Linked DNA regions of Homo sapiens: all the other regions are linked to region 2. The links are chromatin contacts, found by Hi-C or POLR2A ChIA-PET in ENCODE. All regions are on one chromosome and are shown on one strand. Each heading gives the region's core, a stretch centred on a gene start or an enhancer-like site at or near the end of the contact. The rest is flanking DNA. Distances are from core to core; before and after follow the strand shown.

Evidence for each region. A loop is a pair of places that touch in the nucleus more often than their neighbours do. ChIA-PET counts read pairs that join two places held with the same protein, here RNA polymerase II (POLR2A). Pooled maps may share reads with other maps.
Region 1: a map with no recorded cell type shows a loop between it and region 2 (9-fold over the local background). The contact joins two enhancer-like sites. A Hi-C loop is called at or near these places in 2 of 37 single-sample maps with no recorded cell type and 1 of 50 pooled maps.
Region 3: a loop to region 2 is called in a pooled map, with 7 times the contacts of the local background. The contact joins two enhancer-like sites. A Hi-C loop is called at or near these places in 1 of 37 single-sample maps with no recorded cell type and 6 of 50 pooled maps. POLR2A ChIA-PET finds 5 or more read pairs at or near these places in 1 of 52 experiments (naive thymus-derived CD4-positive, alpha-beta T cell).

The regions. Positions count from the first base shown.
Region 1 is chr18:9,060,361-9,063,671 of GRCh38, forward strand. It overlaps LOC124904243 (a long non-coding RNA gene), which reads right to left. Exons shown (of 2, transcript XR_007066278.1): 2 at 1,071-2,398. Among named protein-coding and RNA genes, the nearest start is that of NDUFV2, 41 kb to the right of the region's middle. Within about 2 kb of position 1,896, at least 5 of the 41 ENCODE cell types and tissues checked have a DNase peak (open chromatin) inside an H3K27ac peak, as active enhancers do.
Region 2 is chr18:2,635,258-2,638,731 of GRCh38, forward strand. No RefSeq gene overlaps it. Among named protein-coding and RNA genes, the nearest start is that of SMCHD1, 19 kb to the right of the region's middle. RefSeq lists enhancers at 1,259-1,438, 2,029-2,078. Within about 2 kb of position 1,559, at least 15 of the 41 ENCODE cell types and tissues checked have a DNase peak (open chromatin) inside an H3K27ac peak, as active enhancers do.
Region 3 is chr18:9,115,474-9,118,762 of GRCh38, forward strand. NDUFV2 (NADH:ubiquinone oxidoreductase core subunit V2) reads left to right here. Exons shown (of 8, transcript NM_021074.5): 2 at 2,365-2,430. Among named protein-coding and RNA genes, the nearest start is that of NDUFV2, 14 kb to the left of the region's middle. Within about 2 kb of position 1,983, at least 21 of the 41 ENCODE cell types and tissues checked have a DNase peak (open chromatin) inside an H3K27ac peak, as active enhancers do.

The sequences.
Region 1 (3,311 bases), core at 646-3,145, 6.4 Mb after region 2:
CGCGCCATTCTCCTGCCTCAGCCTGCTGAGTAGCTGGGACCACAGGCACCCACCACCAAGCCCGGCTAATTTGTGAGTGTGTGTGTGTGTGTGTGTGTGTGTGTGTGTGTGTGTGTGTGTGTGTTTTTAGTAGATACAGGGTTTCACGGTTTTAGCCAGGATGGTCTCGATCTCCTGACCTCGTGATCCACCCGCCTCGGCCTCCCAAAGTGCTGGGATTACAGGCCTGAGCCACCGCGCCCAGCCAGTACTGTCCATTTTTAAAAGGTGATGCTTACTGAAATGATATCTCCTTCTGGTGTTCCCATAGACAATAAATAAACTCTTCTAGGCCTTGTACTTCCCCCAGCACTTCCATAGGCATCTGCTGGATGGTCCCTCACTGGGCATCAGCACCACACAGAAGGGAGGTGGTCTCCATAGTAATTAATGTGAATGAGGAGAGTCAGCACACCAGTGGTCTAGCCAGGCTAAAATTTCTTAAAAGGAAATGGCGAACTGATTTTCTTTGTAAAAATTCAGGCCCTGCTCTTTTTCTTTCTTTCTTTCTTTCTTTTTTTTTTTTTTTTTTTTTTTTTTGTGGCCTGGCCAACTGTCCCTCCCTAGGCAAAAGTGGACTTGGATTTCTTTTGTTTCAGCAATCATTATCTGCTACCTTTACTCTAAAAATGCACTTTCCACCTGTCCCCATCTTCTACTTAAGCCTAAGGGATTACAAAAGGACTCATGTTTACCACTATATGTTGAATCAAGGAGTATCAACAAATTGGAAATTAGCCTAATCCCTTAAACTTCATATAATCTGTTTCCTTCATTTTGCTCCCATCTCCAAATATTTCATTCAGTACCAAAGTCCCCAAGAGAAAATGGATTCCTTCCTAGCTGGACCTGGGGCATCTGGCCAGATCCCCATCATGTTTCACCCCAAGCTACCCCTTAATCCCAGATGGAGCTTTAGACTCCTTTGAGAGAGATGAGGCCTGTCAAGAACTGTAAAAGCTCTGGAACTTTCTCCAACTTACACTGTTAACTGTTTCATTGATGCTGGCAGAAGACATAAGACTCTTGGGTCAGAGACAAAGGATTTTATTACTAACAGCACAGCACAGCAAACAACATGAGCATATTTGCACTAGTTCCCTTCCCCATACACAACACAGGGATGACATGATAGTCCTAGATGATACCTGCGCATGCAGTGGGTTGCATTACAGGAGAGGAACCCAGGGCTAAGGGCCCAGCCCTTGAGCAAGCAGCAAATAAGCCAGTCTTTCTCCACTTTGACCTGCTTAATTGCCTGTGTGACTAACCAGAGAAACCATTCAGTATCAGGAGACAGATCAGTCTTAAAATCCAGTACACTCGGCTGGACGCAGTGGCTCACACCTGTAATGCCAGCACTTTGGGAGGCCAACGAGGGCGGATCACCTGAGGTCAGGGTTTCAAAACTAGCCTGGCCAACATGTCTCCACTAAAAATACAAAAATTAGTCAGGCGTGGTGGTGGATGCCTGTAATCCCAGCTACTCGGGAGGCTGAGGCAAGAGAATAGCTTGAACCCAGAAAACGGAGGTTGCAGTGAGTTGAGATCACGCCACTGCACTCCAGCCTGAGCGACAGAGTGAGTGAGACTCCGTCTCAAAAAAAAAAAAAAAAAAAAATCCAGCACACTCAGCAAGAACAGGCAGGGACCTTCAGGGTCCATGGTGGGCTGCCTTTCCCAATAGGACCCACATACTTCTCATTATTCTGATCTTTCCTTCAGAATTACCTAGTCCAAGGGAGTACAACACTGAGAGCTAGTGGCCCTGGCTAGCTGTTAAAGACTGCGAGAAAAGTACTACTAGTTGCTGAAGGAAAACGGATTGTGGGATGTAAATTTGTCTCCTTATATTTAAACAAAAACACTCAAAACCCTCTTCCCCAACCCTTCTACTGTTTCAGTTCCTACTGGTCTGTTCTGTAAGTTCTCAGTTCCTGTTAGATTGTAATACTGAAAAAGAAACCCTGTCTACCCTCTAAGTTGGATGGAGAATTCAACATAAATAAGAAAGATATATCTACTAAGCAACTGAAACTTAATATGTCCAAAACCAAACTTCTGGACTTCTTCACACACCATGCTGTCTTCTCCCATACCTTCCCCTCCATAGAGAAGGTAACCATCATCCTTCCAGGCGCTCCTGCCAGCAGTCTCGGAATCAGGCTTGATTCCTCTTTTTCTCTCCCATTTCATGGCTTGCTCAACCTCCCAGGCTATCCAGAACCTGAGTGGCTCCCTTCCTCCATGATGAAGCCACCATCACTTCTTGCCTGGATTGTTGCAGTAGCCTCCAAACTGTTTTTCTGCTTCAGTCTTTACTTTCTCACACCATTCTCAATTCAGCAGCCACAGGGTCCTTTCCAAATGGAAAACCACATCATATCTCTTCCTACTCAAAACCTCCCATTGACTCCTAACTCATTCAGAATAGAAGGCCAGCCAGGTGTGGTGGTGAACACTTGTAGTCCCAGCTACTCAAGAGGCTGAGGGGAGGACAGCTTTAGCCAAAGAAAGAAGAAGGAGGAGGAGGAGGAGGAGGAGGAAGAAGAGAAGAAAGCTAACTCCTTGTAGTGACGTGCAAGGTCCTACATCTCTTTGATCTGATTACTGTCCTCTCACGGCCTCCCCATGCCCCACCCCCCAATACCTGGAACACAAATGCCCATGCCTGGCCCTTGGCATATGCACAACCCCTCCCTCCGCCCGGATGCCCCCTCCACCAGCTGTCCACGGGGCTTATTCCTGCTGCTTCTTCAGGGCTCCCCTACCCCAGCATTCCCCATTGCTTTATTTGTTTGTTTGTTTTGAGACAGAGTCTCACTCTGTCGCCCAGGCTGGAGTACAATGATGCAATCTTGGCTCACTACAACCTCCACCTCCCGGGTTCAAGCGATTCTCCCACCTCAGGCTTCTTAGTAGCTGGGATTACAAGCGCCCACCACCGTGCCTGGCTAATTTTTGTATTTTTAGTAGAGATGGGGTTTCGCCATGTTGCCCAGGCTGGTCTCGAACTCCTGAGCTCAAGTAATCTTCCCACCTAGGCCTCCCAAAGTGCTGGGATTACAGGCGTGAGCCACCATGCCCAGCCCCCTGTGTTATTTTTATCCATAGCACTTATCACTATCTGAGGTAGTGAAGATGTCTATTTCCTTGTTATGATCTGTTTCCTCTGACTACAATAAAAACTCCATGAAGTCAGGGATTCTATTTGCCACTGTGCTCCAAACCCCAATGCCTAAAAGCTGTCTGTCATACACTAGGTATCTAAT
Region 2 (3,474 bases), core at 309-2,808:
GAAGAGAGATATGGAGAAGTCAAACAGTTGGTTACTCAAAATTGTCCATTTTCAGGAGAGGGAGGAAAGATGTGGAACTGAGTCAGGCTAGAAACAGAACTGGCTGTAGAGGCCTGGAAAGGGCTGGGAAAGGCTGGCACTTCCACCAAAATCCCCTGATGGAGGGTGACGAGTAGGACAGACAAAAAAGTCGCCCGGCAGTGGATGCTCTCAATCTGTGCATGGAAAGGAAGGAGTCACTGGGTAACCGGGAGCCAAGAACAGCATTATCCTGATGTCTTTCCTTAAGGCAACCTCTATCCTGGGGCAAAGAGAAGGAACTTGGGGAGTTCCATCAAGTAGGTATAGTAAGCAAGGGTGTGGTGTGGTGGGGCAGGGGATGCTATACTATAGTTTAGCATTAATTATGTTTGGTTAGAAACATTGTTCTGTTGGCCTTTCTGTGTCCTGTTGAAAACATTGTTTATCACAGCCTAACTGCTGGCAGAGTTTCTCAAGCCCTGATTAGAATGCGGCTTCTAGGGGAAGGGAGGGTTAGGAGACTTCAATTCTATGGGACAATCACTCTGAGAATTGAAAATGCCACCCAGAGATAATAAAAGCCAGTTAAAGCTCACCAACCAAAGAAAAGACCACAGGTCTTACCTACAGAAAATAGTTGCATGACTGTACTTGCTGTAGTGAGGAGGAACTGGTCATGGGATATCTCAGAAACATGGAGCAAGGAGGGGCTTTTTTTTTTTTTTTCCCGAGACGGAGTCCCTCTGTTGCCCAGTCTGGAGTGCAGTGGCGTGATCTCAGTTCACTGCAACCTCCGCCTCCCAGGTTCAAACAATTCTCCTGCCTCAGCCTCCCGAGTAGCTGGGATTACAGGTGCATGCCACCACGCCCAGCTAATTTTTGTATTTTTCGTAGTGACAGGATTTCACCATGTGGTCAGGCTGGTCTCAAACTCCTGACCTCAAGTGATCTGCCCGCCTTGGCCTCCCAAAGTGCTGAGATAACAGGCGTGAGCCACCGTGCCCAGCCAGGGAGGGGCTTTTTATAGGGTTTGGCCTTTGTTCGGTGATTCTAAGAAGGAATGGTTAGTCTTTTTTTTTCCAACTACGGTACAGCATTAATTATGTTTGGTTAGAAACATTGTTCTGTTGGCCTTTCTGTGTCCTGTCGAAAACATTGTTTATCACAGTCTGACTGCTGGCAGAGTTTCTCAAGCTCTGATTAGAATTAAGGGTCCTGTTTGGGGAAAGTAACTGCATAGAAGGCCATAGAAAAGGCTCAGTAGGACTGTAGTTCCAGAGGAGCACTCTGTGAAAATTTCAACCACAGCAGAGGAAAATGGGGACTTCGACTTGTATGGAGATAGGAGGCTGCTCGGCCGCTGTGAAAAATCTAAGGGGAGCCCTGCATCAGATATCCAGAAGCTGTTTCCTGCATTTCCAAGGATGCTGTGCCCTGTAAGAAGATTTAGAGATGTGTGAGAGACGTAGGGACGTGAGGAGAGAACAGCAAAATTATATAAAGTGTAAGATATTGTGTACTTCCCCTTCCTGTTGTGGTTGGCTTTGAGCTAGAACACCTTGAGGATTTGGCTTTGAGTTACAAGCAGTTAGTTTCTCTTAGGCTAGCAAAGCTGGAGACAATACACAAGTGTATACTTCCTTTTCTTCTGAAAAAGCAACAAGGTTGGATAGATTTAGTTTTGCACATGTGAGGCAAAAACATTCTCTAAAATGAAAAGGGTTGACATAACAGGGAATCTAAAATGTTCAGTGTTTGTGTGTGTGTGTGTGTGTGTGTGTGTGTGTGTGTGTTTACTTCTTTATTCTTTTTTGAGAAGCTTTCTTTTTTTTTTTTTTTTTTTTTTAGGTTTACATCACCGGAACAGGAGGAGGGACACACCCAACAGCTGTAGAAGCAGGAAATATCTAATACAAAACTAAAGTACAAAAACATGAAAACAGAGTCTTTGCGCATATTTTGTTCCTGCTGACTGCCTTGAAAAAGTCTACATTTCCTATACATATGATTGGGAATGGGGAGGGCTTGGTTCTCCTTGTGCAACATATTCAGCATGATTTAGGCAGTTTTATCTCTGCAAATTTATTGTTTCCTTTGGAGAAGTATTCATTTTCTAAATCACATCTCAGAAGTATCAAGAGTTATGTACCACAGGACAGCAGGGGGCAATTATAGAAGTCAGATTCACGTCAAGCCAGAGTACATTCTGTGAGGAGGAACTGACCCAGGCTTGGCAAGTGTCAGCTTGAATTAACCTTTTTTTTTTTTTTTTTTTTTGCCAGGAGTCTCCCTCTGTCGCCCAGGCTGGAGTGCAATGGCACAATCTCAGCTCACTGCAACCTCCACTTCCCCAGTTCAAGTGATTCTCCTGCCTCAGCCTCCCGAGTAGCTGGCATTACGGGTGCGTGCCACCACGCCCACCTAATTTTTGTATTTTTAGTTGAGACAGGGTTTCGCCATGTTGGCCAGACTGGTCTCAAACTCCTGACCTCAAGTGATCTGCCCGCCTCAGCCTCCCGAAGTGCTGAGATTACAGGCGTGAGCCATCGTGCCCGGACTTAAATTAACTATTAATAGGGATATTTAGAACTGAAAAATACACATTTTGAGGAATGTGACAAAAAGTGTCCTTATTTTTCATAATTGATATGGTTATGGATGGCTAATGACCTGTGTGCTATAGGATCTGTGTATCTTGTGTGGGGATGCTGCATTCTAACTCTAGAACCGGCCAATTGCCTTGTAAGGGGAGGATGAGTAATATAGTTTTAGAGAAGAGATTATTTCTCTCTAAAGAAAGTGAAACTTAGATAAGAAACAGAAATTTAGCCCGGGCGTGGTGGCTCACACCTGTAATCCCAGCACTTTGGGAGGCCGAGGCAGGTGGATCACGAGGTCAGGAGATAAAGACCATCCTGGCTAACACGGTGAAACCCCGTCTCTACTAAAAATACAAAAATTAGCCGGGCGTGGTGGCGGGCGCCTGTAGTCCCAGCTACTCCGGAGGCTGAGGCAGGAGAATGGCGTGAACCCGGGAGGCGGAGCTTGCAGTGAGCCGAGATGGAGCCACTGCACTCCAGCCTGGGCGACAGAGCGAGACTCCGTCTAAAAAAAAAAAAACAGAGAGCGAGAGACTATGTTTTTAGAACAGTTTTAGGTTCACAGCAAAATGGAAAGAAAGGTACCTCCTGCCCCCACACATGCCAGCTCCCTGGTTTTCAACATTGCCCACCAGAGAGCAGCATGTGTTACAATGAGGGAATCTATGCAGATACATCATAACCACGGAATGTCCGTAGTTTACATAAGGGTTCACTCTTCATGTTGCACATTCTTTGGGTTTGGACAAATGTATAAGTGACATGTATTCACCACTATGGTATCAGACAGAATAATTTAACTGCCCTAAAAATCCTCTGTGTTTTGCCTGCCCATCCCTCCTCTTCGCAGCCC
Region 3 (3,289 bases), core at 733-3,232, 6.5 Mb after region 2:
ATAATAGGAACAACATGTTTTCATGTAAAGCTTTATCCTCATTTTGTACTGCAGGAAAAATACCTAGGTTAGAATTACTAAATTAAAAAATGGACACTTGGGGCCAGGCGCAGTGGCTTACGCCTGTAATTCCACCACTTTGGGGAGCTGAGGCGGGCAGATCACTTGACATCGAGAGTTCAAGACCAGCCTGACCAACATGGAGAAACCCCGTCTCTACTAAAAATACAAAAAATTATCCAGACGTAGTGGCACATGCCTGTAATCTCAGCTACTTGGGAGGCTGAGGTAGGAGAATCGCTTGAACCCGGGAGGCAGAGGTTGTGGTGAGCCGAGATCATGCCATTGAACTCCAGCCTGGGCAACAAGAGCGAAACTCCGTCTCCAAAAAAAAAAAAAGACACTTATTTAGGCTTTCCATATATCATGGTAATTTGCTTTCTAAAAGGCTATATGAATTTTTAAGTGTGCTTGTTTCTCTATATGCTCAACAGAATGGAATGCTATCTTAAAAGAAAAAAGATACTTGGTAGTTTGATAACTAGTAATGTTATTTTAAGTTGTATGTTTTTAGTTACTAGTAAGCAGTTTGAATTCTGTGAAACTTTTGTTCATGATCTTTACTCATTTTTTAAGTGCATTTATGATCTCTTCAGGCTATTAGCCTCTTGTCATCAAATGTGTGTAAGATTTAAGACTCATCACTGTCAAGTTAATGGATGAGTTCTCAGAGGCAAAGGCTTTATAGAGAAAAGAAGATAGGAGTGTGAACTGAGCCCTGAGGACAGCCTGCAAGGAGTGGATAAAAAGCCAATAAACAGAAAATGTTAGTGTTCAGAAATTAGGAGAAGACTGAATACTTTCCCTACTCTTAAAATTAATCCTTTTATTATAAGTATACAGTCTTTTCTCTCAGAATTTAGTTAAGTAACTCACTGATGTTACTCAAAAATTGTTACTCGATTAAAAAAATTTTCTGAGCTAAGATGACAGTGACTGTCTTCTAAATTTTAGTTTCAGTTAATTTTTCAAAACAAAACCAACACAATCAAAGCCCCCTTGTGCACCTCTGACTGTATCCCTCCCTGCCTTCCAATTATCCTGAAATTGATATTTATCACTCCCATCTTTTGTACGTGTGTCTCACATCCTGTACCTTAGTCTTTTCTTGTTAATTAAAGCAGATGTTCCATGTAAACTTATTTATTAATATTTCTTCAACTGAAATATCATTTGGACCTAGGGTAAAGTTAAATATACTATTGTGTTATATTACTCCGTTTACTTTCTTCTATGTTTGCCTTTGAATTGTCCAACTCTTTGCTAGTTCCATGCTTGGTTTAACCCAGCCAGTGTTCTGCCGTCTGTGGTTAGTAGAACTCAGAAATTGGAGGAATCCAGAACAGTAGTTGAAATACTTGGGGGCGGGGGACAGGGTAGGAGTGGAGGGTAGGAGCAAGAGGGCAAAGAGAAATGAAATGCAGCTGAGAGAATAATCAGATTCCTTCCAAAGCAACTGAACATTGTCAGTCCGCATAGCATCATAAATAGCTTTCTGAAACTACTTTTTTTTTTTTTTTTGAGACGGAGCCTTGCTCTGCTGCTCAGGCTGGAGTGCGGTGGCGCGATCTCGGCTCACTGCAACCTCTGCCTCCCAGGTTCAGGCGATTCTCCTGCCTAAGCCTCCCGAGTAGCTGGGACTACCAGCGTGCGCCACCACGCCCAGCTAATTTTTGTGTTCTTAGTAGAGATGGGGTTTTACCATGTTGGCCAGGATGGTCTCGATCTCTTGACCTCGTGATCTCCTTGCCTTAGCCTCCCAAAGTGCTGGGATTACAGGCATGAACCACCACACCCGGCCAGAAACTACTTTTTACGGCTGGAGTTTCAGAACTAATTTAGTAAAGGATTGAAAAGGAAGGAGGATACAGTTGACTCATTTGTACAGAGTATATGACTCATTTGTACAGAATGAAAACATGTTTATGAAGGTTCACACTAAGTGAAAGCTGGCATCCAAGTTGATTCAGACAAAAGTGAAAGTCAAGAAGTTAATAGTACATTAATTCTCCAAATGCATGCCAGCAGAGCGTGGCAGGAAGGTACACAAGTCAGCAGATCTGGGTTGTCCTGGTTCTCCTATTGACTCGTGTGTGTGATGTTAGGTGGGTGAATCTTGGCTTTGAATCTCCATTTGTAAAATAACTCTCCTGAAATAGAGATGGATAGGGTAGAATACCATATTTCTTAAGATCTTTTATAAGTTGATTCCATTGTTGTAAATTATGAATCCTAAAGTATTTCTTTATGAAAAATTTTTTAAGGCTATGATTTACTAAACTTTCTTAAAATTTTAAATTTTAGGGAAGACATGTAAGGAATTTGCATAAGACAGTTATGCAAAATGGAGCTGGAGGAGCTTTATTTGTGGTAAGTAATTACTTAGATTTCTTTGGAAAGAAAAGACTTGGAAATTGGGGTAAATCCATTGTAAAAATCCAAAATATCTTAAATACCATTGTCTTTGATATATGATGGTCATCGTGAGAATTTACATACAGCTAATTGAATTTACTACATTTCAAAAGATGTTGGTTCCAGTTGAACCTCATGAGTTTAAATTAGTATCAGGAAAACTCTGGGAATAAGAATTTATTTCCAGTGAAATTACTGTGTGAGCCCTAACCTGATTCTCATCACACTTTGGGTTCTCAGTCATGTTGGCTTACTGAGAGTTTGGAGATTGTAACTTGTTGAATCCCAAAATGACACTAGTTTGAAACTCATGGATTTTAGTAATGTAGTAACTAGATTAGCAGCTGGTCTTTATATTTTTAGTTTCCGGAGTTTTAACTATAAATAGAAGTCTGTGAACTCCCCAGATTAGTTGCACAATTTGGAAAGGATAAGATATTATATCTCCCTTTTCTGACAAGGTGCTGTTTTCAGGGATTAATCTAGTATAAAGGCAATATAGTGGACTTGTGTGATGATTTAGAGTTAGTGGTGTAAGAAGTAGCTTCCTGCTATATATCAAGCATCAAATTGGCCACATATTTGAGATCATTGTCCAGAGTGTCTGTTTTCTTTCCTCTTTTGGCTTATGTCCTTTAAAAAGCAGAACTCCGAGAGTTAACATATCAAGAGATTCATTTCTGTATTCACCACACATACATAACATTAATTGATCGTAAGTGTTAATCTCAGTGTGACTCATTTGATTTCCTGTTGACATGCCATTTCTTGTCAGTTTTTGAAGAGGGCCTGCTTCTGCTCTTTTAAGAAGAGA